Regions from separate parts of the Mus musculus genome. Here regions 1, 2, 3, 4, 5 and 7 are each linked to region 6. The links are chromatin loops, found by intact Hi-C in ENCODE. Cell type or tissue: gastrocnemius. All regions are shown on one strand. Region 1 holds the start of 1700012I11Rik (RIKEN cDNA 1700012I11 gene). Region 2 has its middle 210 kb from the start of 1700012I11Rik. Region 3 overlaps Ccn4 (cellular communication network factor 4). Region 4 overlaps Zfat (zinc finger and AT hook domain containing). Region 5 overlaps 1700012I11Rik (RIKEN cDNA 1700012I11 gene). Region 6 overlaps St3gal1 (ST3 beta-galactoside alpha-2,3-sialyltransferase 1). Region 7 overlaps St3gal1 (ST3 beta-galactoside alpha-2,3-sialyltransferase 1).

Evidence for each region. A loop is a pair of places that touch in the nucleus more often than their neighbours do. Peaks named below come from ENCODE experiments on the same cell type or tissue, not always from the same donor. Only the 100,000 strongest peaks of a DNase experiment are listed, where the experiment ranks them.
Region 1: it touches region 6 in a loop (2.4-fold over the local background); 7 of 42 quality-filtered maps call a loop at or near these places.
Region 2: it touches region 6 in a loop (10-fold over the local background); 32 of 42 quality-filtered maps call a loop at or near these places.
Region 3: a loop joins it to region 6, with 3 times the contacts of the local background. A loop is called at or near these places in 8 of 42 quality-filtered maps.
Region 4: it touches region 6 in a loop (7-fold over the local background); 16 of 42 quality-filtered maps call a loop at or near these places.
Region 5: a loop joins it to region 6, with 2.3 times the contacts of the local background. A loop is called at or near these places in 5 of 42 quality-filtered maps.
Region 7: it touches region 6 in a loop (2.6-fold over the local background); 9 of 42 quality-filtered maps call a loop at or near these places.

The regions. Positions count from the first base shown.
Region 1 is chr15:67,225,067-67,229,066 of GRCm38, reverse strand. 1700012I11Rik (RIKEN cDNA 1700012I11 gene) reads right to left here and starts at 2,298. Exons shown (of 9, transcript NR_045140.1): 1 at 1,987-2,298. In gastrocnemius, no CTCF peak of the experiment used is centred here; a DNase peak (open chromatin) is centred at 1,964; H3K27ac peaks cover 990 bases.
Region 2 is chr15:67,432,074-67,436,073 of GRCm38, reverse strand. No RefSeq gene overlaps it. Among named protein-coding and RNA genes, the nearest start is that of 1700012I11Rik, 210 kb to the right of the region's middle. In gastrocnemius, no CTCF peak of the experiment used is centred here; a DNase peak (open chromatin) is centred at 1,593.
Region 3 is chr15:66,902,250-66,906,249 of GRCm38, reverse strand. All of the region lies in intron 1 of Ccn4 (cellular communication network factor 4), which reads right to left. Among named protein-coding and RNA genes, the nearest start is that of Ccn4, 13 kb to the right of the region's middle. In gastrocnemius, a CTCF peak has its summit at 1,794 (motif pointing left); a DNase peak (open chromatin) is centred at 1,780.
Region 4 is chr15:68,237,588-68,241,587 of GRCm38, reverse strand. All of the region lies in intron 1 of Zfat (zinc finger and AT hook domain containing), which reads left to right. Among named protein-coding and RNA genes, the nearest start is that of Zfat, 19 kb to the left of the region's middle. In gastrocnemius, a CTCF peak has its summit at 2,275 (motif pointing right); DNase peaks (open chromatin) are centred at 2,063 and 2,250.
Region 5 is chr15:67,299,758-67,303,757 of GRCm38, reverse strand. The region is part of intron 5 of 1700012I11Rik (RIKEN cDNA 1700012I11 gene); the gene reads right to left. Among named protein-coding and RNA genes, the nearest start is that of 1700012I11Rik, 75 kb to the right of the region's middle. In gastrocnemius, no CTCF peak of the experiment used is centred here; DNase peaks (open chromatin) are centred at 1,727 and 1,884.
Region 6 is chr15:67,172,658-67,176,657 of GRCm38, reverse strand. St3gal1 (ST3 beta-galactoside alpha-2,3-sialyltransferase 1) reads left to right here. Exons shown (of 9, transcript NM_009177.4): 1 at 1-26. Among named protein-coding and RNA genes, the nearest start is that of St3gal1, 2.2 kb to the left of the region's middle. In gastrocnemius, CTCF peaks have their summits at 164 and 1,902; DNase peaks (open chromatin) are centred at 141, 524, 1,290 and 1,894; H3K4me3 peaks cover 4,000 bases; H3K27ac peaks cover 4,000 bases.
Region 7 is chr15:67,108,753-67,112,752 of GRCm38, reverse strand. It overlaps St3gal1 (ST3 beta-galactoside alpha-2,3-sialyltransferase 1), which reads left to right. Exons shown (of 9, transcript NM_009177.4): 5 at 126-322; 6 at 1,342-1,521; 7 at 3,102-3,147. Among named protein-coding and RNA genes, the nearest start is that of Gm31400, 59 kb to the left of the region's middle. In gastrocnemius, no CTCF peak of the experiment used is centred here; a DNase peak (open chromatin) is centred at 1,958; H3K27ac peaks cover 1,682 bases.

The DNA of each region.
Region 1 (4,000 bases), 52 kb before region 6:
CTAAGGGTCCAGGCTTCAGTGGGCAGAAGATAAAGGCCAGTTGGCCTCAGGTCACCTCTTCTGGGTCATGAAGTTTGGATTTATTTGAGATCAGCTAAATGAGCCAATGGAGAAACATCAAAGCTCCAGTAAGTAAGATCTGTTATTGCAAAGTCACTACAGCTTCCAACAGCGAAACCCACCACTGCAACTAGGTTTCTAGAATGTCCTATAGGATAGAGTGACTATGGTGAACAACACTTACTCGGGTAATTCAAAATAGGTCCAAGAGAGGACTCTGAAATGTTAACAACACTCATCAACATGATAAACAATTCAGGCAATAAATATATTAGAACCCTGAATGTATGCATATGGTACACATATGATAAAATTTCACTTTGTACTCACAGATGCAAGCATTTGTTATGTGTCAATTTTATACACACACACATATGCACTTTATAATATAAGGCATTTTTTAAGCCTTTGGCAATCAGAACTGGTCTCTGTCAACAGTACTTTATTCTAGTGTGAGTGAAATACTTTCAACCACATAGAACATGACATTTAAAATATATAATAGAACCATACACCAGACAATTCTTACTTGGCCCCTCTTGGGGGAAAAAAGTGTCTTTGTGCTCTCCACGTTTTTCCCTATTATTTTTCCTCAGATCTAGCCATCCTTCAGGGCATATGTGTTCTAGGCCTCTAACGAGATGATTGCCCCACTCTTAGGGGTCCGTTGAGACCCCTCTGCCTCACCAACCTGCATTATATGAATTGTCTTGAGCACAGTACCACCAAACCCAGACAGCACTTGAGTCAAACATCATAAAATTATTATTTCCTCATTAAGACTGGCTTCCATACAGCCCCGGATAGCCTTGAGTTTGCTTTGTAGCTAAGGATAACCTTGAACTCCCGATCTTCCTAAATGCCGGGATTACACGCATGCATGACCATGCCCTACTTTGAGATGCTAGGGGTCAAGCCCAGGGCTAATGACAGTCCAGTACTCTGTTAACTGAACTGAATTCCCAGCCCACTGAATCAGTCATTTCCTCTGGTATGTAAGAATGAAAATGAGCCATGAGGCTCCATGGTGGCTGAAACATAAATCAGGAAACTTGAGAGGTGACGGCAGCTGCATAAGGTTGGAGTGGTGAAAATAGAAACTGTTCCCACCCAGGAAACACACTGAGAATAGGCCATAGGGAATCCAGGCTCTGGCTCCAGCCATCCTGAGCCCTGCCATATTCCTATCCCCTGTTCTAAACACTGTAGTAAAATAGATCTAAAAAATTCCATTGAGGGGTTTCTTCCTGCCTTTGGCAGCTTATGTTCCCAAATGAAAGATGTGTCACATAGCCGTTTTGTTTTTAAATATGCCTTATGCAGTACTGTAGCTCGGCAACTGCCTACCCTCTATGCTGTTGGTTATGTAAGTGAGGTTGAGGTTTCCTGGACTTGGGACTGTGAGAAAGAGTAATGGGAAGCAAGAAGCCACCACGGGCTAGGAAAAGAACCTGTGAGAGATGAGAAAGGAGATCCACCATGACCTAGGGGCCAAGGTGTCCCAGAGGGCTGCCTGGTTGCAGTTTAGAGGAGTTCAGATGGAGCATAATAAATAGTGACTAATAGTTTAGGATTATCTATAGAAAGGTAGATTCTAACAGCGTGGAGGGTAGGCAGCTGCCAGCTATTGTGTTGCATAAGGCATACTAAAATATAAAGCTTTTGTGTGTGTGTGTGTGTGTGTGTGTGTGTGTGTGTGTGTGTGTGTGTTTATCTGGGAACATAAATGGTCTAAGGTGGGAAGAACACCACCACCACCACCCCCCGTGCCGAGGTTTTTTAAAAATATTTTGTACGACAAGACACTGCCTTCATTTCTTCTCCATCATTTTCTCTCTTGCTTTTTGAACAAACTCCAGTTGGATTCCTTCCACCTGTGCCCCAGCCAAGTATAATTAATTCAATTTGTGAACAGACGTGACTTACATGCGTGCCTCTTTCACCTCTAATTTCAGAGCATCGCCTTTGCAAGTGTGGCCTGCCCAGCCAGCCTCGCTGGAAGGAGTCTTCCCTAGAACAAACTGCAGAGAATCAGTGCTTCCGGGAAGCAATTTGCTCGAATGACTCTTACCCACAGTCAGCCACCAGCAGAAGCTATCTTTTTATCAGCAGGCCTACAGGTAGCCCAGCCAGCAATCCACCCTATCACTGAATGGGAAGATGTTGGCATCAAAGAGATCTGATGAACAGGAATTACCACTCTGCTTCAGGTGAACTTTACATGTGACTAATTGCTTTAAGCCTCCATATCCTGGTCTTTCAAGTGTTGCTAATAATAGGCATGTGCCTTCTAGAACCTGGGGGAAGATCCAAGGCGATGGTGCCTGTGATCTCACTTGGAAGGCCTTCTGGCATACAACAAGCATCACATAAGTGACACCTCACATTGCCAGACAGAAGCTAGTCTTCTAGGTTTCTTAAGCTAATGATCATGTCTGCAAGGTCAGGTTCTCCACATGCCCTCCTCCCAGCTACTGTGTCCCCTTGGACTGTGTATTACAAATATGTTGTTATGGTGTTCCTGCCCCGAGCCTTTTATCCATGCCATTCATTTTGCATAGCCATAGCCACAAAGGGTATATCATCACCATAGGCTTGTGCTGTAGGAATAGAGGGCCACAAAAACCATAAAGGATAATAGAAGCCAAGATTTGTTTCTGGTTGTGTGCTAACCCATCACCCAAGACAATCTTTTCCAAGTCTCCTACTCAGTGCCCAAAACTACAGGAGATCCCAAAGCCCTTACATACTGTTTTTCATATTCATACCAACCTATAAGGAAGCCATGTCTATGAATCAAACCCACTTTGAGCATAACAATTATCACCAATGATAAAATAATTACCATGGTAGTTTATAGCAGAATGTATTTGAACCTTAAGAGTTTCTTACTTCTGAATCTTTTTATTTAGTGTTTTCAAAGTATGGTTGATCAGGGGTAACTGAAATCATAGAGAGAGGAATCACAGATAAGGATGGGTAATAATATGCATTGCAAACTGCAAGTGAGATACGTCTCTGTTCCACATCTCTTCATTCCAGGAGCAATAAGCACCACCTAGGCAGGACAAATTTGACTTGTGGCCGAGAGAAAACACATTTAGAGAACACTTCCAGACATTTTCAGGGGATCATGCAATCACATCCACTTCCACTGGATTACCACATGACTTTTTTTTTTTCAATTTTAAACCTACAGCAGATTGGCTTCGTGGGCACGGAACCCTGGATGGCAGAAGGCTGACTGAACTCTCTCCACATTACCAAATTACCTGCTTCAATACTTCTGATCAAAAAGCTTTTCAACTGGTGGCCATTTCTTCCCCTTGACATTTGTCATTTTCCAGATGGCAGTTTTGATTGTGAGGAAAGAGTAAGGACAATGTTGAAAACCTATAACGCCTCAAACAGCCCCTCTCTGCCAACAGAGAATGAAATGACTCAAAATATCAACAATGCTATGGTCAGTGCTTTGGTTTTCTTTCTGTCACTGTGATAAAATATTGACCAAAACCAACTTAAGGAGGAAAGGGTTTATTTCATCTTAAAGCTTACAAGCCATCATTGAGGGAAGCCAAGGCAAGAACTTGTGGGGCAAATTGAAGCAGTAACCATGTGCGAGTGCTGCTTACTCCCATGATTCTCCAACTCACACTCAGCCATCTTTCTTTTACTTCCCAGGACCACCTAGATTTAGAGGTGACATCACCCCTAGTGACTGGTTCCTCCCACATCAATAATTCATCAAGAAAACACTCTGCAGACTTATCTACAGATCAATTTGATGGATGTATTTTCTCAATTGAGGTCCCTCTTCCCAGATAATGCTAGCTTGTATCAAGTGTCAAGTTAGCAAAAACAAACAAAAACTAACCAGAATAGTTGGGAATTCTTGCTCTTGGCTGTGTACATTTTTCTTGAAAATAGAAATCTCAGCTAC
Region 2 (4,000 bases), 260 kb before region 6:
ATAACCTGGGTAAACCAAAATAAACCCTTTTCCAAAAGAGTTGCTCTTTGTTGGTATAATGTATCATAGCAACAGAAATGAAATTAGAAAAATGCTAGTGAAGAAAAAAATAACAGGGTGAATACAGAGACCTCAAGAAAATGTCCTGAGGACATTGTTCTCATAATCTATAATCCTTCTAAAAGCATAAGAAAAGCACTTAAAAACACAGTATGACTTTTAAAGGCATTCAATTAGGTGATCAATTATATTAAGATATAAAATATATGATAATGAGACTGTGCATCTCAGACACAATCAAAGGAGTTATATTTTCTTATCACCCCTAGAATTTCAGTTCTTATTTTCATGCCAAAACTGTTTACTAGTGAACATGGAGGTGACCCATTTCTTTTACTAATTTACACTTATCTAATTCCCTAGTAACTAATAGTCACTCATTTATTCAGTGGACATTGACAGGGGTCTACAGTAACACATGCCAAACAGAATATTTTTTCATCAGATAGCAGAGTGTCCAGGATATGCAATTATGAGGAAGATCAAAGAGTGCACAGTGTCAGCAGATCATCTGCTGGGTGGAAACAGACCTGCATCATCAACCATTATAACTACACTCATGGTGACTGTGAACTTTGAAGGAGGGATTACTTGGGTGATATTAGTGACAGTAGACTTGGCATTATGGTTAACCATAGGCTCCATTTTTTCCTGACCATATGAGTTGGCCACTAGTCACCAGGTAGGTCAGAGATGTCTGCCTTTGGGCATCACTAGAAAGATCAAAAGGCATTCTAGTAGGGACTTCTTTGCAATGTAAGTTCAGAGTCAGGGCCGAGAGCCAGTGGAAGTGAAGCAGGAGAGCAGCTGTCACTATTCTCCAGAGTCCATTAGGAATAAAGTAAATACTTTTTGAAGAAATGAACACACCATGTGTTTTGTGGACTAGGTGGCCAGAATGGAGGTCAGTGGTCCCCTTTGAACCCCACCTATCCCTGCTGGACTCATTCATGCTCTGATTCCACATGCACCAAAATTCCTTTCTTCAGTCTTGCTATCTGTCAACTTCCACAAATCTCATGGAAATCACATCAAGATGTATATATGTATATTTAAAATGCATGCATATGTGCATGAATGCATATATAGGGTTAAAGCAATATATCATTTTAAGTTTTAGTCCAGAACACTGTGATCAAAACTGCTTTTCCCCTCAGATTGAGAATTAATAAATAAGAATAACCATAAAATAGCTAAAATTAAAAAAAAATCATTGGGGTTGGTTTGATATTCCTTCAGAAGGACGAAACAGAAAAATCCCAAAAGCTAGGTATCTTTTCTGAAGAGTTATTGTTTAAAAGCTGACCTCATGTTTTGTAGAGTTTGGTGCTGTAGCTTGTAAACACCTAATGCATCTAATAGTCATCACTTTTGACACAAAAGAGAAGACTCACCTTAAAGGTTTTGTTTGATACCATGAGTCCTCATTCTGTGGAATTTGGTTTTTCTTTTTACTACCTAGCACCAGGCCTTGCACTGGCAATTATACAGTGATTTTTCACAAGGTCCAGTAGGTGGCGCAAGAGAGCAGGCACTCTGGCCAGTGGCTACAGTGAGGCTTTGGACAAGTTGGAAGCTGACACCTGAATGTTAACTGTCCTCCTCAATTAGGTCAGTCACACATCCATTCAAAGCACATATTACTTCTGTAGTCCTGGCTTGAGGTTTGGGCAGATACACTGACTCTCCGAGTCTCAAAGAACAAGGCCTGACTAGAATTTACTACCTATACAAACATCTTAAAGTTCCATTCTTTTAAGGGACTATGGAGGACGGGTAGATCTTGTTAGGTAAGGGAAATGGAATGGTTATGGATGGATAGGGGGGAAGGATGGAACCAGAGAATCAACTTGGGAGGGGGAGGAGAGAGGGAGACAAAGGAGGGATTATGGGAAAGACAGGGGGACCATTTGAAGGGAAACCTATTATAGTAGAAGCCTCCTAAAATATGTGCATATATGAAGACAATGTAAATAAAATATCCAAGTAACAGGGAGAGAGACCCCCAAGTGAAGATCTCCTGTCACTCAATGAAGCTCCCAGTACTATGATTGGCTTACATCTAATTGAGTTGTTGGTTAAAAGGTTTCCATGAGAACCTGCACACAACCCAGGCTGTTGCCAAGAGAAGTTGGCTCTCCACAAACTGACAGCTAAAGACAACACCAATACAACTCGGGGAACATGAAGTTGAGTTGGTGTCTAACACACAGCCTTAATCCCTATGTTCTGGCATCTTTGCTGCAGTACAGTAGTACTCTGTACACTACCAAAAGAGACACAGAAACACAAACCCAGCCACAAGTGCTTTGATCTACAATACTGTTGTGCCTATGAGATATGTTAGGGCAATGGTGGCAGAAAGTTTCTGGGAGTAACAAGCCAACATCTAATTTGACTGATTCCATCAGATGGAACCCTTACCAATACTGCTTAGGTGATTAAGAACCTGAAATACACACACACACACACACACACACACACACACACACATGCGCACGGGCACGCAAAAATGTTCATTGCAATGAGGCATTGGTCATTGGTCTGTTTCAAGGCCTCTGGCTTCTGCTACATCATCAATACTGTACCCTCACTGAGACTCCTCTTGGATATCCTGTCGTTACCCTGTGTCACGGAGAACCTGCAGCTTTGGCTCTGCAGGACTGGTCCCTTCATGAGCTCCAGCATTTTATGGATGGAGTCGATATCTGAATAGGCCAACTCAAAGCCCTGGATCTGGGCCTGGGTGGTAGCTGAATTGCTCTTCTATACTTGCACCACCAATGCCAGCTTTCCAGCCCAGGTGAGAGGAGGGTCTCCTTCTGTGCATCTATGGACATCCACATGGCCCCAAGCAGCAGCCTAGAGCAGAGAGGTTCCAATGGCTTTAAGAAGTAACATGGGCCATGAGTATCAACTCAGACCTCTACTGATGCAGAGTCATGGACCCATACTCTGTGGCAGCATGGGCCTGAACATCACCATGGCCTCTGGCAACAAGGACAGGATACTCACATCAGGCTGTTTCTCACTATTCTCGTGTCTCCACTTTAGTCTTTCTTCATAGTGAACAAACAGCTCCTCTTGTCTTTCTCTTTCACCTCTTCACCGTGTACTTGACCATTGTATTGGTGACTGACCATGTCACATGGAGATAGTTACTCTTAAGCTGAGGTTGACCTGGGAGTTTATTATGTAGCCCAATCTGGCCTAGAACGCTTAAGGATCTTCCCATCTCAATGTCCCACATTACAATCATGATCTACCAAACCTACTTATGTTAGAACTTGTCTAGTCACTCACTCACTCACTCACTCACTCACTCACTCACTCATTCATTCATTCATTCATCCACTCATTCACTACTTGTTTATTCAAAATATAAGTGTTCCGGATACTGGCACAGGTAAGTTGCAATCAGTGGCTTCATTTAATTATGTATCCAGCACCAACTACATGTAGATCTCTGCTGACTCATGTGCCCATTTCATGGAGAAAAGGCTACAGAAACCATAATCAGTTTATCACATCTCATCTAGTGAGTGAAAGCCTTGTGCCTGGGCTTCAGTCTTTGTGGCAGCTATGACTGAGGAGGTCTCCTTCCCATAGCATCTTTGACTGCAGACAGCGCTTTTCTAGAACCAATGATGGTTTACTTAGCAAATGCATTCATCACTAGGTATAACCTCTCAGGCTATGATAATGGGATGTTTTGAGAGCCAATTCCTCCGTAGATTCTGGCTGCAGCTCCAGTTCAGTTACTAATCATTGTCTGTTTTGTACAGACCCTGGCCAAGCTGTGGATGCACCACCTGGCAGATTCACACAATGGTCAGATAGGTCAACACAAGATGAGGTTTACCTCATCAACATGAGATGATGTCCTCAAAGGCATCAGCCAGGAGCTGAGCCTCTCAAGAAATAACATTTTGCCAAGGCT
Region 3 (4,000 bases), 270 kb after region 6:
CAATAAAGCCAGAAAGATCAAGGAGTTCAAAGTTCAGAGGAATCAGAACAATTCTCAGCCAGTGAAGTACTGGGGCCTAGTATCCACCTTGGTCCATCTTGGCTTCCTTCTTTCCTTGGTGTCTCCATGGTCCCAATAGTACCTGTGGTGGCACTGGGTTATGGAAGAGAGAGAGAGCTGGATTTGGGCTATGCAGACTCCAAACTCTTCCTTCACAGAGTCTTCTGTACCTGGTGGAATCAGATAACTCTGTGTGTGTGTGGGTGTGTGTGTGTGTATGTGTGTGTGTGTGTGTGTGTCTAGGCCAGAAGACATCCTCAGCTCTTTTTTTAATCAATGCTACAGACCTTGGTTTTTGTTTTTGTTTTTGTTTGTTTTTTGTTTTTTTGGTTTTGTTTTGTTTTGTTTTTGTTTTTTGTTTTTTGTTTTGAGACAGGGCCTCTCACCTGGATAGCAGGCAGGTGGAAGGACTCTGGTATCTAAGCACAACTCCTCAAAGATGCCTGTATCTCTGTAATCCATGTACATCCCAACCTGGATGACTGCCTTCCTGGCCCCATCTGAGTACCTCACCCTGCACTAGAGGAAACTGAGGTCTGAAGGGGAGAGGGATTCCCCTGCACCCCCTCTATGTTCCTTCTGGGCTGTTTCAGCCATTAAACAGATGTTCATAGAGCTAGCATGTAGCCTTCTCTACATGCCAGAGAAGACAAAAATGAGAGGATCCTGTACATGAAGCTTATGCAACATAATAGGAGAGACAAGCATTAGAAGTTATGAATCATAGCATAAGGCTCTGGGTGCCGTGGAAAGTGCAAAGAAGCTCTCTGTAGTTTGGACCAGGAATAGCTCTGGCTAAAAAGGAGCAGAGATGAACTACTGCATTAATCTGACCTGCAGGTCCTGGTCCTGGAACATCACAAGTGCATAGATACTGATGCAAAGAAAAGAAGGCCTAGAAGCTTACAGAGTGACTCTGGTCAGCCTGCATTGCCCATAGCCTCTATTTGAGGCCCAGACATATCACTTCCAGGATTAATTTAGGGCTCAGCTTGGTGCATCCTTTCCTTGCCTCAAGGCATCTTCTCTATGTCTGAGATAAATGTCCCTACTCTCTATGACCTGTTATGCCACTCTGAGTTCTTAGTTACTAGATGCTTGCAGTGTGCATGGAGCAACAGGCTGCCTTGACACAGTGGCTTTTCTGTTAGGGTTTTGTTTCTCTCTCTACCTGAATATAACACACAGTGCACAGTGCACAGTGTAGGGTTCTCTAGGTTTCAACTTGCAGAGGGATAAAAGTGCTGTGGGATTACTTGACATCATATTCTGAATCAATCTCTTCTCTCAGGGTTAAGCTTGGGACTCAAGAAGAATACAGAGTCCAAGAGGGTTAGATGGGGGTGTTTCCAAGTGGGTTTAGAAACACATATCAGCCCCTCTGAAGTCTGTAACTGGGTACAAGATGTCACTTTGAGAGCAGTTATGTAGGAACAGGTCTACTCAGTGTGGAAACACAGGGATTTAGCATATGAAGAACACTTAGAGCATCCCTCCCCAAACCTGTGCTGCTCATTGAACAGCTAGAAGCTGGTGCACCAGACTCTATGAGAACATCAGCGGCCTCATCCCTTTATCCCAGGTAAGCAGTCTCAATAGGCAGCCTTCTTTCTTGGTACCTGCCTAGAGGCCCCCAGGCATCTGGGTAAGGAATATAGGAAGGGTTGCCTGACAGTGACTGGATGGGCAAAACCTTCCTTGGACCAAGTCTTAGCTGTTGGTGCCATCTAGTGGTCTCAAGGCTTCCAGTTCACCTAAGCAAGAGCTCCGCAGGCTCCCCCAGACTTTGATGTATGGCTGCCTGATTCCTGATGTCTTGCCCAGCTTTAATATCCAAGATGTATGACTACAGGGCAGTGATTAGTTCAGACTCCCAGTGATAACCCTCGGTTACATACACAGGGAACTTTTGCCCCTGAAAAAAAGGCTGTTTGGGCAGAGAAATTCACACCAGCTCTTTGGATAATGAATCTACAGATACTTACCAAACACCTACTGTGTGCTAGGCTCTGTGATGGGTTGAAGGAAGCAGCATTGCATAGAGTCACTCTCCTCACTAACATAACCAATGGTGATTTGTACATGATAACTGTAACCAAGGTGATAAGCACTACAGTGATGTTACTTATTCATTTTGTTTACTCAGCACAGCTCTAGCTTTGTGCTGGGTGCTGAGGACACAGTAGAGGGAAGCAAACAGATGTACTCGATTTCAGGAGTAGAAAGAAAAAATGTGGTGGGGGTACAGAGTGGGGCCAACTTCTTCCAGGAGGTGGTAAAGCTGTGGAAACCACGATGGAAGAGCAAGAATGGACCCACAATAAGGAAGGAGGGTAGGGGACCGAAGTACATGGAGCAGCCGGAACGCAAGGCAAAGTTGGTGGCGTGCAGTGCCTGGGGTGCAGGAGCATGTGTGCAAATCAGAGAGGCTGACAAGGCAGAGGCTGGCTGGCTGCTGATGCTTATAGAGTGCATCGGCCAAGAGTAGTCCCAAATGCCTCACTCACTGAGAGATTTTAGTGGGAGATGCTCGGGGAAGGTCTAGACTTGGAGTAAATCACAGTGAGTCCCTGTGCCAAGCCTTCGTTTATCATCATTCCCGTGGCACGAGGGTTTTCTGTCTGAGGCTTGGCTTTCTCCTCTGCAAGTGGCATTCTTACTTCCCCCCAAGGCTAAGTCTAGTCTCTAGTTAGTCTGTCTACTGAGGGCTACCAGCCCAGGGACACTTGAGATGAGCCTAGTAAAGATCTCAGACTACCTCATCTTCTGCATGGAGATGGACATATTATTTCATAGATCAGTGAGATGACTAGAGTACCTATCTGCCTCTGAACATGGATTAGAACTCAGATCTGTTGGACTTAGCATTTCCCCCATGATGGTCTATGGAGGGAGAATTTCCTGATGGAAGAAACTAGCTAAAAGGTACTCACTCAAGAACCATCTCGGAAGGCAACCAAGAGGTGCTCAGGAGCTGGTGAAATGGCTTAGCCAGTAAAAATCTGATGACCTGAATTCCACCCCTTAGAATCCACGTGTAAAAGACAGACATGGCAGCACGCAGTTCTAATCCTATAGCTCCGATAATGAGATGGACGCAAGAGAGAGGAGGATTGCTCTGAAGCCATGGACCAACCAGCCCAAGGTGTGTAGTGCAACAGACATGGCAAGAGACATCTGCCTCAACCAGGCAGAAGGAGCTGGGCACATAGTAGGTGTCAGTAAGCCCCTATCAGCAGAAATGATGAGTTCAATCTATATCCTCAAGTGAACTTTGAACTCTTAAGGGCAGGATTACCTTCTTGCCACTCCCCTGTTTTGTGGTATGAGTAAACACACAGGTTTCTGAGATCTCTACAGCTAATATTTATGGAGGGTTCCCTGCAGCACGTGAATATACACCAGCTCACATATTGTCTAACAAATTACAAAGTGGGCCTGCTGATTTTCCTCAGAGTGGTGAGGAACTGGGGCCCTTAGAGAGTCTTAAGTGATCTGCCAATTGGTCTGTAGAAGGTCACCTAAGGAGTCAGGGGAAGGGATCAAGTTCTTCTCTGCCCTAAGGTTTAGGAAAAAATGTTTTATATAATAATAATAATAATAATAACAACAACAACAATTATTAGTGTGTGTATATGTATATATATATATATATATATATGTGTGTGTGTCAGTGTGTCTGTGTGTATGCTACGTGTGTTCATATGCTCATACAGATGAGAGGAGGGTATCGGATCCCCTCCAGCTAGAATCATAGAGGGGTCATGATCTGCTGGACACAGATTCTAGGAACCAAACTCTGGTCCTCTGGAAGAGAAGTGAGTGCCCATTACTACAGACTACAGAGCCAGTTTCTCAGCACCTTCTCTAAAGCTTTTAAGTAAATAACTCATTTGCTTTTGTGAAAAAACCATGGGGAGGACTTCTCCTGGGGCCTCTG
Region 4 (4,000 bases), 1.1 Mb before region 6:
TTCTTCTCAGCTCCTTGAAAGTCATAGCCTCCATTTCTACCTGGTGATCCCTGATGCTGTTTTGTTCTAGTAGTTTCTGAATTGCATATGCCTTTTGTTTCCCCCCAGTGTGTGTGCATATGTATGTATGCATATGTGTCTCATTTGCCCATATATCTATGCATGCATTTTTGCTGTGTGTGTGAGTGTATGGATATGTATTTGCACAAACATTTACGCTTTACATGTGTGTATCTCAGGGGACTGAGCATGCAAGTGAGGAAGCAGGCAGTAGTGTTAGCTAGCCAGCTAGACTTAAGGGTCTAACTGCTGCCTGCTGTCTTCAGCATCAGGACTTTGCTAACCTGCAGTGTCTCCATCTCCTACTTGATTGCTCCCTCAGTAACCTCCCTAACATCCTTGTAGGGTCCGTGGTGGCAGGTGTAGTTATTACATCCAAGGTGAGTCTCTGTGTATTCAGAGAGGGGAATGTGGCTCAGTACACCTCAGTGCCTGTAGCCCAGAAACTACCCTACAGCAGAACGGACGTCACTCAGACAGAAACGAGAGACTCTTACCATCTCTTCAGTGGCAGATAAAATGTAAGTCTCTAAATCTCTTCAGGTCTAATTTCTCATCTGAACGATGACTAGCTCAAGCTGTTGGTTGGACATGCTTGGAAGTAGAAGCTGGTCTTTGGTTAGCCATATCCAAAGCCTGTGAAAACCATGCCAAAGCAAGGCGAGCTTTGACAGACAAGACACCAGCCTCCCCTGCCCACAGATAACCCCCGAGGTACCATGCCAGCCCAGTCCTGTTGATGCCTCAACAAATGCACACCTTTAATGTGTGGGATTACCAGGCATCTCAGAAAACGCTGATGCACACACCAACCTCTACAGCTCACAAAGTTAACGGCTTTATTAAATGCCAGGGAGAAATCCCAGAGGCGTTTCTCTGCTGAATTTGAATTAACAAAATAAAATGAGGAATGTACAATATCAGCTATAATTATGGCTGGGCCAACAGTGGCATTATAATTTTATGCATACACATTTCTTCCATGGTAAAATTTGACATGAAAATTTTAAAGTTATTTTTAAGCACTCTCAAAGTGAGAGCCCTGTGCAATGAAGTAAATTTACACGGAATAGGGTAATCACTGAAAAAAGAAAATGTGGCCCTTTCCATGGGAAACACGACAAACACTAACAGAGACAGGAATGGTCCCTGAACCCAGCAGACCTGTGGGAACATGGCATCATGAGGCTTCGATGCAGAAATCAATAGTGCAGTCCATCAGAAAATGGTGGAGACCACGACCCATAACTCACCTGATGCCCCTGAGCAGCAAGTTTCTGCCACGATTCCCACGCTGAAAGTAGAAGCAGCAGAAGTTTCATTGCCTGTTTGAGAGGGCAAGGGTACTGCCCCAGATGGCAGCAGAGTGCTCCCAAGTGCCCAAGTGGCTTTCTGGCTTTGCTCATCTTCCTTCTGAAGTAATCACTGTTCCATTGCTGGGAAGATACCATGACTAAGGCAACTCTTATGAAAGAAAGCATTTAGCTGGTTCTTGCTTACAATTTTGTTACAATAGGTTTAGTCTATTATCATTATGGTGGCATGTAGGCAGGCCCTGGAGCAGTAGATGAGAGCTACATCCAGAAGGAAGAGAGAGAACTTGGCCTGGCATGTTCTTTTGAAACCCCAAAGCCCAGCCCAAGTGACAAACTCCCTTCAACAAGGCCACACCTCTTAATCCTTCTCAATCTTTCAAATAGTGCCATCCTGCTGCCTAAGCACTCAAATATCTGAGCCTGTGGGCACCATTCTTATTCAAACCCCCACACTATCCCTCACATCAGTGCACATGGGCGCCAGTGCTGAACTTCCTGCTTAGCATTATTGCTGCTCTGCAGAATGGTGCTTTATAGCCTTCAGGCCGATTAAGAATAGGCCAGGCAGTGACTGGTTATGAGGAAAGTCTGTTCAGAGTTGACTCTGGCCTGACTCACCTGCCAGGGTTGACCAGGTGCCCCTGCGCTGCCCTGCCAGGACAAGTCCATCTGGCTGTGGATTTGATTGTGCCTTTGGATTGAGTTCCTACTGTGTGCCCACCTGCTGAGTGACCCAGTAATACCTTCCATGGCCTAGTCTTCTCATTGTCAGGTGGACACAAATGCCTCTCTTTGATGAGGTAAATGTGAAGGCTAATAAGTAGGGTCATAGGTCGAACAGTATCTGGCAAAGTCAGTGTGGTAGCTTTGTTTCAAATTTTGTTGTATTGCCACAGATGACCACCAGAGGGTGATGTTAGCACATATATTTGCGAAAAGTTATCCACCTGGAATGGTGGTTCACTGTTGCCTGGTTTTGAGCTGTCCCTAAGCTGTGTGGTGGGCGGAGATTAGTAAGTATATATGATTAGGGTAAATCCGCATCAAGTTATTTCCTGTTAGCAAGTAGTACTACACAGGGAACACAGCTCCTGTCTACTGTCTCTCCTAAGTTCTAATTATTCCTTTGATTATAATGCTGGTTAGGTTGGGGACAGCAAGACTCACATTTCCTCTCAGCACCCACTATGAGAAGAGCACGCTGACACCACAGGTCGGCTGATGTGGCAGGCAACTTGGAAGGCTTTGTTGAAGCTTTGGTGGTGTTATTATTTCGATGGGAGATCCTTGGCAGCTGGTTAACACCTCTCAGCCCCAGGCTTCTCTTCTGTAAGTGGGGATGGTGATGGTGGCGATGATTATGGTGATAGTGGGGATGATGGTGATATTGCTGCTGCAGCTGCTAGTATTGATTGTCATGAGGGTGATAATGATGGTGATGATGGTGGTGGTGGTGATAGCACCACCAATTTGGCTACTTCCCAGGACATCAGTGATGATGAAGTTAGTCACCGATGTGAAGCAGTATGTGGATATTATTTACTGTTGGAGGTAGCATAGATCTTATTCTGCAGCCAGGCTGGCAGGGAAGGTTGGGATGGCACTCGGGCTGTGGAATCTTGATGCATTGTTCTTGTGGAAGGTACATGGACAGTTGTAAAACACTGAACTCTGGGTAGGTAGGTCTTCTACCTACCCAAGTCCTCTACTTCCCCAGGTCTTCTAGTCATCTGGCTGTCTATTCACCTGAGTCCTCTACTCACTTAGGTCAACACTGACCTGGCCTACACATTGCAGCACTGGAATCTGCCGCCTGGAGGCTAGGCAGTCTGCACTTACCATGCCCAGAGTGTCTACTTGTGATACACATACGTTGTATGTCTGAAGTATATTTTCTCATTTAATCCAAAGCTGAGTTGACTTTGCAACTGGGAAATCAGTCTCCTCCTTTTTCCATTTGGGTCCTCTTATCAGTCTTGCCTGTCCCTGTGAGAGAAAGACAGGAAAAGACCCTTATGGAGCTCCACCTAGCTCTCTTCCACCAGGGCAACGTTTACATCCTTTGATTTGTCACTGCGTTCAGAACTGAACTTGGTCTAAACGCCTTTGTCAGTCTGGTGCCCAGCACTTCTAGGAATGCAGAGCTGTTAGGGACGTTGACGTCCACCTCAGGAAACACACTGTTGTTTTGTTTCATTGTCCATCTCCTCAGACACCAACTCAAGTGTGTATGTATGTGTATGTATGCATGCGTTTCTGTATGTGTACATGGATGTGTATATGTGTATAGATGTGTGTTTGCGTGTATATGTATTTCTTTGTATGTATGTATATTTCTGTATGTGTGCTTGCATGTGATTTGCACATTTGTGTATGTATGGATATATGTATGTATGTATGTGTTTGTATATGTGTGTATATTTGTGTTGTATATGTGTGTATGTGCACATGTGTGTCTGGATGTGCCTGTATGTATGTACATATGTATGCGTATCTGTGTTCACATATGTTTGTGCTTGTACACTTGCCTGTGCAAGTGCATAGGGAAGTTAGAAGTTGCCATCAGTATGCAGAGGTTCTTTTTTTTTTCTCAGAATTATTTATATTTGTATGTGAGTACACTG
Region 5 (4,000 bases), 130 kb before region 6:
AACTGAATATATATGAACTTATTCTGAACTCAGAATTCAAGTCAGTCTCTGAGGAAAAAGGTCCATTTCCTACCAGACTGAGTGATCCATCAACTGACTATAGGCCCCTGGTAGGGATAAGCCCATCCCTCCACACTGGGTCCCACATTCTCCAGAGAGATGACTTGGACTCTCTATAGAGTGGATGCTCACAATCATCCATTGGATAGAGCATGAGTTCCCCAATGAAGGAGCTAGAGAAAGTACCCAAGGAGCTGAAGGGGTTTGAAGCCCCATAGGAGGAACATCAATTTGAACTAACCAGTACTCCCAGAGCTCCTTGGAACTAAACCACCAATCAAAGAAAACACATGGGGGAACTTGTGGCTAAAGCTGTATATGTAGCAGAGGATGGCCTAGTAGGTCATCAATGGAAGGAGAGGCCCTAGGTCCTGTGAAGGTTCCATGCCCCAGTATAGGGGAATGCCAGGATCAGGAATGGGAGTGGAAGGGTTGGGGAGCAGGGGTGGGGGGCGGGGCGGGGATAGGGGATTTTCAGAGGGGAAACTAGGAAAGGGGATAACATTTGAAATGTAAACAAAGAAAATATCTAATTAAAAAAAAAGATTTAGTATTAGTACAAACAGAGTCCAGGATGCCCTACTCCACCTTGTTCCAGCCACTATCCTTTCTCCTTCCACTTTGCCTGGCTAACTAACCTTCCTGGGTGCATCCATAGCCAGCTGCACTAACAGTACAGCTCTACCCCTCACGGATGAATCTGACCTCCTGCTTCGAACAGGATCAACATGAGAGGTAGCTTCGATCTTCTCCTCCACCACTGAGCCCATGGCAGTGAGTGAGTTTGGTTTCCTTATTTGCAAAAGGAAAGAAAAGTAAAATGACTTTGTTTTGATGATTAAGTACAATTGCATATTTGGATAGTGTCTTAGTCAGGGTTTCTATTCCTGCACAAACATCATGACCAAGAAGCAAGTTGGGGAGGAAAGGGTTTATTTGGCTTACACTTCCATGTTGCTGTTCATCACCAAAGGAAGTCAGGACTGGAACTCAAGCAGGTCAGAAAGCAGGGGCTGATGCAGAAGCCATGGAGGGATGTTCCTTACTGGCTTGCTTCTCCTGGCTTGCTCAGCCTGCTGTCTTATTGAACCCAAGACTACCAGCCCTGAGATGGTCCCACCCACAAGGGGCCTTTCCCCCTTGATAACTAATTGAGAAAATGCCTTACAGCTGGATCTTATGGAGGCATTTCCTCAACTGAAGCTCCTTTCTCTGTGATAACTCCAGCTGTGTCAAATTGACACAAAACTAGCCAGTACAGATCGCTTTTACTGAAAGCCCTAACATGTAATAGTTCGCTATAAGCTTTTATTATATATCCTGTCCATTCTCTATTCCATGCATTCCATCAGACTGCAGTGGATGGATAAGCTCCATATGTGCCTGCAAGCTAGAAACCCCACATGTCATGCAACCCACTCCTCCCTCTCTTAACAGCTGGTCCTCAGGCTGCCTCTGCCCAACCCCTCCCAGAATAGACACGGAATGCTGGCTGAGGGTGTCCCTCCAAATAAGTCCCTCACATGCAATGAGGACCGGTGGGACTTCTGGCATTTCCTCCTCTGTCTCTTTGGGTGAGGAACAGGAGAGGACCCTGGGCATCTGGCCATTTCATTTAGCATTTTATTCATCCCCTGGCTCTGGCTGCCAACAGCATCTGGTTGCTGTCACCGCATAGACGACGGTTGGGTCCCAGGCTCTTTGACCTCCCAAGGACTCCGAGCACTGACTGGACTTATCAGAATGCTGTGTTCTGAGCCAAAGAGTTCTGCCAAAAATGAAGAAGAAGCAGTCTGAACCCAGTGGGAAACCCAAATGTGGATGGGGAACTAGGCATAGGGGTTGGCTCCAGCCAAGCTCAGCTGCCCAGAAAATCCCTTGTCTGCCATGGCCTCCCCTTCCCAGGCTGGGTTGTGAAGAGTTAGGCAAGCACTGGAAAAGGGAGACTTGATGTGCCAACCTTCTTGACCACAGAGAAATCCTGTCTGCAAGACCACTTCTCTGTCATGATTCTCATTGTTATGAGTTGATAATTAACTAACAATCCTACCTCATTGTTTAATCTCCTCCAGGTGCGTAGAGCAATACTAGAATCTCCACCATTATGAAAAAGGGAAAAAAAATAAACAGTCAAAAGAAGCCACTGAACTCGGTACTTTCAAGTGCGTTTGCCTTTGAAAGTAACTGAAATCCAACCCTTTAGAGGCTGAGTGAGCTTCCCAGTGGCTCACTCTTCCGGAGCTGAGCCGAAATGCAAAGTCACTTTCCCATAACTGAGAATCCACCTTTCTATCTTTGTATATACTTCGTTGCATTTTTCTACCTTTGACTTTTCCAAATAAGCCTACAGGAAGCATCTGTAAGCAAGATTTCATGTATACATCAATTTCTTTTCTCTGGGCTGTGTACCTTGGGCTGGAACTAATGAATCATATGGAAACTTTATAGTCTGAGGACTTCCAGACCCTTTTACACTCCAAGCCGACATGTGTGAGGGTCCTCGTATCTCTAAACCTCATTGGCATTTTTATCTTCTGTGTATATTACAGCCTGCAAGGATGTGCAGCCAAGTGCCTCGGTGCACACTATCTTTAACACTGGCCTAGAGTAAGTGGTACAGAGCTTCTTCTTGGGTGCTTGTTAGCTGTCTGTATTGCTTTATAAGAGTTCTTTCTCTTTCTCCGATATGCTGTTAAGTTCCTTATGACAACTCCCATTCTGTATGTTAGTTACCACTAGTCATTCCTAAGCACAAATGTTTAATTTTTAAAGAAGCCAAATCTATCTACTCTTCAGTGTGAGCTCATGGTATCACGCCTAAGGAGGGTTTACCTAATCAGAGGTCATGAAGATATACTACTTTTTTTTTTTATCCGTCTCCTGGCCCTTTCTCATGGGTCTATTAATCATTTTGAAACAAGGTTTGTGGGTGGTGTGAGGAAGTCGTTCAACTTCACAGTGCTGCATGTGGATGGACACTTGGCCCTTATTGTTGTTGAACAGAATGTTTCTTCCCCGTGTTGAACTAAGGCGCAAACGAACTGACCAGACAAGACAGGGCTCTGCTCTGTGCTTTCATTGTCTTCTGCTGATCTGCACACACTCTTGATGACTGGGCAGGCTCCATGGCTTCTCTCCAGCTCGGTGTCTGCAAATTTTGGAATTCAGAAGCATAAGTTCCCCAACTCTATTCTTCTCCTTTTTTTTTTTCAGGATTGTTTCAGATGTAGTGGGTCCTTCGGTTTCTACCTCATTCTAGGATCCGTTCAGTTTCTTCAGAAACTAGTAATAGCAATGCCAGCGAGGTGTGTGGCTAATATGAAGCCCACTTGAAGGACCACCACTTGGCTGGGAATTTTAAGTCTCCAATCTATGAGCGTGAGAAGCCTGGCCACTTAGGTAGACTTTGGTTCACAGTGTTTTGTGGTTTGCACAATGTAATTTTTGTACTGTTTTTGGTAAATTTGTTTCTAGATAATTTCTTCTTTTTATTTGTTTCTAGATAATTTCTTCTTTTTATGCTGTACTATAAGCAAACTGTTTTTCTTAATTTTATTCTGTGAATATTCATTGATTGTTATAGAAATATATTTGATTTTTTAAATGTGATCTTGTACTGCACAATCAGGATGAATTCATTGACTAGGTCTCAGAGTTTTTAGCAGAAACCTTAGGATTTTATACAAATGACCACAGCATATGCAACTAGAATACTTTTAAAGATATACTTTTTATTTATGTATATGTATATCTGTCTGAATATGTGTATACAGGTACCTAGAGGGACCAGAAAAGACCATCAGATCCCCTGGAACTGGAATTTCAAATGGTTGTGAGCTGCCCAAAGTGGGTGCTGGAAACCAAACTTGGCTTTTCTGCCAAGGCTAGCAAATGCTTTTAACCACTGAGCCGTCTTGATAGCCCCATGGAGATGTTTTTA
Region 6 (4,000 bases):
AGGAGCGTGAGGTTTGAGCTGGCTGGGTAAGTATCCTGAACACATCTCCTTAGATACCTCTCTGAACCTCTTCAGTGCCCCCAAAGTCCGGAGTGTCTCTGGCTTTGGTAAGTACGCACCCAGCTGGTCCCTGTCCCGGTGCCCCAGGGACGGCGCCCCCTCGCGAGTTGGGGCTGGAGAAATGTTGCTTGTGTTCTCTGAGTACTGAGGTGATCGTCCCGACCCGGGCACAGAAGGGGTGGGAAAGGGACTAGAAAGGTGTAACAGTAGAAATGGGACCAAAGACCCTAGGCGCCAAGAGGGAGACACAAGGAGAGAGATCTCTGTCTCCGCCACGGTGGTCTTCTACCTGCGGGTCAGGGAGGAGACTCCAGCTCTGGGGCTCCAGGCTCTTTGGCACTTACTGGAGGAGCCTGCCGGAGCTCAGTGAAGAGCCTATGGCAGTTGTAGCAGTGGCTCCCGGAGCGGCCGTGGTGACATTGCGCCCAGCACCGCAGTGGATCCCCGCCCGGGCCGCGGGTAGGAGACTCCATCAGGCGCAGATTGTCCCCACTCTCTAGAGAAGCGGAGGTCTCGGGCTGGGACACTGGGGACGCTTGGAAAGCGTTGGTTTTCCAGACCAGAGGTCTGGACAGTGTCCGGATGGAGTCTCCCGATCAGCTGTGGGCAGGCGCGGACCCGGGAGGAGGCTGTTGGTCCCCGGGACACCTCTAATACCGCCCCGTTTCGGATCTCGGGGAGAAGTTGGAGCTTAGGACAGCACAGCAAAAAGCGGTGTGTCAGAAAGTGGGTAGATGAGGGTGGTCAAAGTGAGCGTGGCGGTGGAAAGTCTAAACTTGGAATCTGCTCCAAACCCGTTAGGCGCCGCAGCTGCCAAGAAATAATGGGACAAAAGTTAGCAAAGTCTGCATCTCTGTAGTGTGACCTGCGCAGGGCATGGTCTGCTGCTTTGATATGTGCACGGGGTGGGCAATGGTGACACCGGACAAAGCGACTTGGTTGGAGTACTATTAGCTCGGGATTCGGACCTTTGCGCAAGCAACTTTCAGCCCTCGTTTTTCTACGCGTGGGTGTTTGAGTGTGACCTTGCGGGAGGCAGCGCGGCTGAACTCGAGAAGGGGATTAAGTCTCCCGGTGCCTGCCTCGTAGTACAGGTAAAGCGTGGGGCCCTTCGCCTTGCTTCACCGTGGAGTCTCAGAAAAGGTGCCCGAACCTCCATCCATCTGCTGGAACCTGGAGTTTCTCCAGCCTTTTGCACAAGGGTCCTAGCCAGCTTCTTCCTCCAGCAGGAATTGGTGGCGCGCTCCATGAGAGACATGTGCGCGCCCAAAAGCGTGCGAGTGGGTGGGAGTTGGGATGGTCAAGCCATCTCGGAAGCTGATTGACTCCCGGAGACACTAGTGACCCTCCCCCACCCCCCACCCCCCAGGACAGGAACAAGCTCGCACAGTTGCTACATCAGGCATTTGCCAGACTTTCTCTGTGTTTAATGGGTAAAGCCTGTCCTCTCCCAGTTTACCACTGTCTCGGGTCCCCACGCTTCCATGGACTTGTGGTGAGATGGAGCGCCCACGCCTTCCTGCTGCAGGTGAGGGGCGCTCCCCAGCAGAAAGACTGCTAGGATCAGGGGACGATCTCTGCCACCGCTTCTGACTTGTAGTTGATGCTAACACTGTGCGCACTAAAAGGGCCTCTAGAAGGCGTCCCGAGTCCGGACGCCCCTTGTCCCTTTCCACGATTGCTACTAAATTAAAATTCATCCAGTGACTTCCAGGAGAGCGCTGAGCACCCACCCTGCTAAACCAGAGTGTGCAGTTCTGGAAACTGCGGGCGGTGTCCCTAGGTTTTCTTTCTTGGATGATGGCCCAGAGCGCCCCCAGGTTTGAAAAAGAGGGATGCATTGCCCCCTGTCGGCTGCTTTGGATAGAGCGGTTAAACTAAGCTGTGAGAAAGGGTGACCAAAGCCACTGGGTTGGGCCCCTGCGCCTCTGCACTTCCCCTTCCTGTCCCAAACACCAAAGCCTAGTCATTTTCTGAACTTTCATGATTGGCTAAAAGAAAGAAAAAAAAAAAACTAAAATTCTCCATCTGTGTCTCCTGTGTGTGCCTAAAATTGGGTGTAAGATGAAGAACTTCGCTTTGAACATATGACTTAGCCTCTGAAAACCACAGCTTCCATATCTGTAAAGCGGAGCCATTCCTACGGACTCCAAAGAGTCCTGAAGAACAGATATTATGTATAACTGTGTGTAGACATATACTGGGCAAACAGGCTCGAAAATATGCTTGTGTATATACATGTACGTGAACAGAAGCCAACTAAAGAATAAAAGGATGGATAGAGGACTTCTTCCCTGTCCTTTCTGACATTTCCTTTCCCTGCCTTTTTCGTTCAGGTCATGCTGGCCAGCAAAGCCACAGCCTGGACTTAGCGGGGCCTTCCCCACACTGGCTTTGACCAGATCTGGGGCTAGAAAACAGGAAGTGTTGCTTGACGTGACCACAGGGGTTTCTTCGGGAGTGTGAGCACCACTCTTTTTGGGCTCTGGAGCAGTGAGCACGAGCTGACTTTTTCTGAGCTATTTGTAGATGGCTCTGAGTTCATTCTTCAGGTGCAGGCTACCAGCACCCTTCCCATGCTCCTCCTGAGGTTGGGGCCTCTGAACAGTTGGCTGTCACTAATGTTACAGGTTCTTGAGTCTTCCTTCCCCTTGGGGAAGTAGTTTGTGGATGGGCCTAAAAGAAAAGGATGTCCCGGATCCTCAGTGTGAGTTTGTGACAAGTAAATGTCCCTCTCTCCTCCTACCAAGCAGCCTGTCTTGTCGGAACTCTATTCTATAAACAAGGGTCAGGCAGACCTCTCCAGGAAGGAGCCTCCAGATGTGTGCCTTTGATACCTACCCCTATCAATTTTACCTGGCTGGAATTGCTGACTCAAGGGGTCTGTGTTTGGACAGAGCTTTACTTTGTAGAAGCTGAACCTTAGCTTTCATCCTAAGCCATTCCCGGTCTCCATAAAGCAAACAAAACAGAAAAAATGTAATGTCTACCAGTCAGCTTGTCTTTGTACAATGGTCTCTTCTCCAGAGGTATTTCCCAAGGTCCCCAGTAAATACTCGAGATCCTAGCTAATATGGGGTGCTATGACAAAGTCCAGATTTTATATTGAGCAAAGTTAAAAGGTTAATGATAACTAGCAATGAAACAGAGCAATTATAACAACAATCAGCAATACAAGTTGCTTCAAAACTTATCAGTTTAAAAGTTCTAGAACTTTCTACGTAGTATTCTTTGAACTTCAGCTGATTGTAAGTTAATGAAAATGGGGAAGTGAAACAACTGGCAGGGGGTACTTCTAGAGTGATTACTTCCCAGTGACTGCTTTGTGCACGGAGAGGTGGCCTGGTTAGCGTGAATTCTAGAATCAGACTCTCAGGCCCTTTTGGATCAGTTGCATGACCCACATGGAAACTGCATTCCTCATCACTGGCTTGAGAACCCGAGAGCATGTCTGTTCTAATTCGGTCAGAAGAACATAGACATGAGCCCCATCAGAGCCTGTCTTTGAGTCTCAGTGCCAAGGCTCAATTGCTTTGCAACGTGCCACCCAAGCTATTCTGGGTCCTGGGTCTCTGTTTCATTCTCTGCAAAATAAGAAGCTGTGGCTCTCTGCTGGTAGGCACCTGGCATACAGCAAAACCTCTTCGTAAAGACAGTACCCACCTCCTTTAGGTTTGCTCGGATTCTGCCTCAGAACTAGTCCACTTGGGGAGACTGGAGTGCTACCCCAGGCTCCTCCCCTCTCACTGACAGAGTGACTTCCTGTCTTTCACTAGGTCAAGTTTTTGCCAGCAGTTCTCAATACTGGGTTTGAGAGATGAGGTCTGACTCCTGACTGTGCATTTATAGTAGTGTCTAAGAGGCTTCTGTGAGTAGATGTAAAGAGACCAGTGTGACCTCCTTGTCTACATGCTAAAAGTGATCTTAGACATTATTCTAT
Region 7 (4,000 bases), 64 kb after region 6:
TGGGATGGGGGTGGCAGTCACCTGTGTCTTCACATTTAATAGCTGGGTTTGGTGACCAGGGAGCCAGCGTGCTCAGCTAGAGGCAGTGGAGCCACACTGGCCATTCCCTCTGTTCTCTCCCCCAGAGGCTCCAGCGGGAGAGGAAACCCAACAACCTGAGCGACACCGTCAAGGAACTGTTTCGCCTGGTGCCTGGCAATGTGGATCCTATGTTGAACAAGAGGCTGGTGGGCTGCCGACGCTGTGCAGTTGTAGGAAACTCCGGTAACCTGAAGGACTCCTCGTATGGGCCTGAGATCGACAGCCATGACTTTGTGCTGAGGTGAACACTGGACCCGAGCCCACAGTTCCTCAGAAGTGTGTGAAACACCTTGGCTGAGCTCAAAAGGCCAAGGTTCAAGGCTGGCCGCCCTCTGGGTCTTAGTCTCTTCATCTTTTCTTACCAAGGTGGACTATAATAGAGGGTGTTGCTAGAGATTTTCAATGGGCTGGGGGACTTGGTACCTAAGATCTATTGCATGGCAAAATTTGAAGTCTGGTTCTGTGACTCAGATCTGCCCTCAGCTTTCAATCTAGACCCTGAACCAGAAGCGTTTAATGCCCACTTTGCTTCTTCTGTCCTCAAGTGGAATTGTCATCTCAGGAAAAAGGACCATACCTCCCTTGAGTTTATTGTAATCCATACTCAGAATGTTCTGGGACAGAGAACATAATTAGAGGTGGGACTCAGTATACCCCCCCCACCCAGGTATCTTCTAGAATCTAGAACAATGTTATTTCTGTGTCTTTGACTTCATGTCCATAGGCCCCTTTCCTGGCTCTCAGTGTACCTAGTATCCTGAGGGGATGGCCATGATGAGAGGCAGAGTCAGGCTCAGGGTCAGGCAGACCTGAGTTCAAAGCTATCGTTTGGTAGACAGCTTATCTGGATACCGAAAAAGGCACACCTACTAGGTTACCCACGACATGGGTGGTCAATGATCGGAGAGCAAGACCCACCCAACTTGCTTTTATAAATAAATAACTAAATGCCTTGGCCTCTGTTTTGCTGGATTAGGGATGGAATTTGGCTATGCATGCTAGGCAAGCTTTCTTCCTCTGACCTGGTTACTTCCCACACCACAGGCTGCCCTTGAACTCACCATCCTCCAGGCCGAGCCTTCCAAGTAGCTGGGATTTCAAACCAGCTCGTCCAGGTCTGTCTGGCCTATGTCTACAAGGTTCCCATTGTACACACGGAGAAACTGAAGCCTAGGGAAGAAGGGAGTCACCTGCAGTTACCACACAGGTGACTCCAACTCCAGCATCCTTACTGAGTACCCTATTTTTCTCCTCTCCCAGGATGAACAAGGCACCCACAGTGGGTTTTGAGGCAGACGTTGGGAGCCGGACCACCCACCATCTCGTGTATCCTGAGAGCTTCCGGGAGCTGGGAGAGAATGTCAACATGGTCCTGGTCCCCTTCAAGACCACCGACCTGCAGTGGGTGATCAGCGCCACCACCACAGGCACCATCACTCAGTGAGTTCCTCTAGGGTCTGCCCTATGTCCAGCTGTCTCATACAACGTATCACTCCTGCTGGGCTGTTCCGTAAGGTTCCTCTTCCCCGTGCCTCCTGGTACATATGTGACAGGTCCTAACTGACTGGTCCCCTCACCTCCTAGCATCATCCATACTCCAAACTTTGTGCTATAGTTTGCTTCCTTCAAACTCTCTGGAATCTCTTAGATGAACCCCAGGAAAGGACTCAGCATGTGGCAGCTCCCTGCTGCTCCTCAGTGCTGGGGGCCCCCTTTGCAGCATAGAACAGGCAGGAGCTGCTGAGTGCATACTTTGTGGCTAAGTCAACGATTGGCTCTCCAACAGTAAGTGCTGCCATCTGCTCCTCAGGCATGGCGCCTATCATTTGAAACTTAGCATCTCTCATTTGATCCTCCCAGCAGTGCTTCTCATTAGCTCTGGCCTCCAGGGAGCAACCATAGCAGGGGCCAAACCACTTGCCCAACAGTGAACTTGACCCAGAGCCCATGCAACCATCTGGGTCTAATTCCTCGGTCCCTGACTTTTCTCAAAGGGGAGTGGCTTCCATTTCCAGATGTCCACGTAACTCCTAGTCCTAGCCCTGGTCTCCCAGGAGGCAGAGCCAGAGTCAAGAACTACGGGTTCCAAGAACTCCGTGCCTCCAGGGTAAAGAGTGCAAGGGAAGGGCTCAGCAAGAGATTGGGCCAGGCAGCTGGCTCAAGATTCTCCCCTGATACTCTACAGCATGGAGAGCCTAAATTGCACAAGTTAGATTCCATGTGGTAGTGCATTTTAAACCTTGATGCTACAGCCCATGTCTGCTTGCATGAGCTAGAGACAGCCATAGGTCACCCGTGTCAGTTCCCCAGCATCAGCCTGAGCCCCACTACTGAGCACAGATGTTCTGGCTCTGGAGAATGGAGTCAAATATTCCTAGGCCTCTGAAAGGCTGTGCTCATAGCAAGTCTCCATTCTGGCCCATCAAGCCATAGAACTTTCTCTCTTTTTTTTTCTTGGATATTTTCTTTATTTACATTTCAAATGTTTCCCCTTTCCAGGTCTCCACTTCAGAAACCCCCCTACCCCCCACCCACCCCCTCACCTCTATGAGGGTGTTCCCCCACCCACCCACTCCCATCCTCCTGCCCTGGCATTCTCCTACACTGGGGCATCGAATACTCTCAGGTCTGAGGGTCTCTCCTCCCACTGATGTCCAACAAGGCCATCTTCTACCACCTATGTAGCCAGTGCCATGGGTCGCTCCATGTGTATTCTTTGGTTTGTGGTCCAGTCCCTGAAAGTTCCAGGGGGTCTGGCCTGTTGACACTGTTGTTCCCTCCATGGGGCTGCAAACCCCCTCAGTCCCTTCTCCAATCAGGGACTCCCAAGCTCAGTCCAATGGTTGGCGTAGAACATTCTCAAACCATCTAGAGTCACACCCCGATGGTTCTGCTGGAGAAGGAGCTATGCTGGGGCAGGAAAATGGCTTCTCGGGGCCTAAGCCTCCCTACCCATACCACACTGGCTGTGTCACTCTCCACACTAAATACCTTAAATACCTCCTCTTTCCCATCTGCAGCACCTATGTCCCCGTGCCCCCGAAGATCAAAGTGAAACAAGAGAAGGTAAGAGGCAGCTTGGGACCTTCCTACTCTGCCCTGATTTTTCCAAGATTTGGTGCTATGATGGTGCACTGGGCCACACAGAGTGCCCAGGCCCTGGGCATCTTTGCTGCTAAGGACAGGTCTCCAAAGTGCATCTCCAGAATAGCAGAACTACCTGGGAACTTGCCACAAACATGACCCTCTAGGAGTACCCAGACCTACTACAGCCAACCCAGGGTAGCACCCTGGAGGGTGAAGGCAATATAAGCTTTGATGTTGGGTATTTTGGCTTTTTGTTTTGTTTTGTTTTGTTTTGTTTTGTTTTGTTTTTGAGTTGTTCCTGGAAGCTTCTCAAAGCCACACTCCCCTCTCTCTCTATTCTCACCCTATCCTTTCCAGTGAGTCTTTGTTCTGCACTGGCCCAGTCCTGGGCAAAAGCAAAAACAGTGCAAAAACCCCACCATATACTGTCACACTTGAGGAGGCTCAGAGAGGGCCAGTAACTTGCCCAGGGACATAGCCTACCTCGATCATGCTAGGACTAGATGAAGTCCCTGTGTGCCTGCGACATGCTGACCTTGGCCTTGGGCACCACTGTCCCAGAAAGAAGCCACAGGCATCTTCTAGAGTGGGTCTTTCTGCTATGACCCCAGTAAACCTGAAGCAAGGCTGAGAAACAAAGAGCCCTCCAGAGACCTGCCTAAATCCTTTGTTGCTCCCAAAGTCCCCTTCACTGTCCCCAAAGCAGCCACAGGGGTCAAAACCAAGGCCATGCCTGTCACAGGGAGACCTCCCTGGATGTGTAACACTAAACCTGCTGCTTAGCCTTTCTGAGCCCTAGTGACTTCATTAGGCGAAGAGGAAAGCCTTGCAT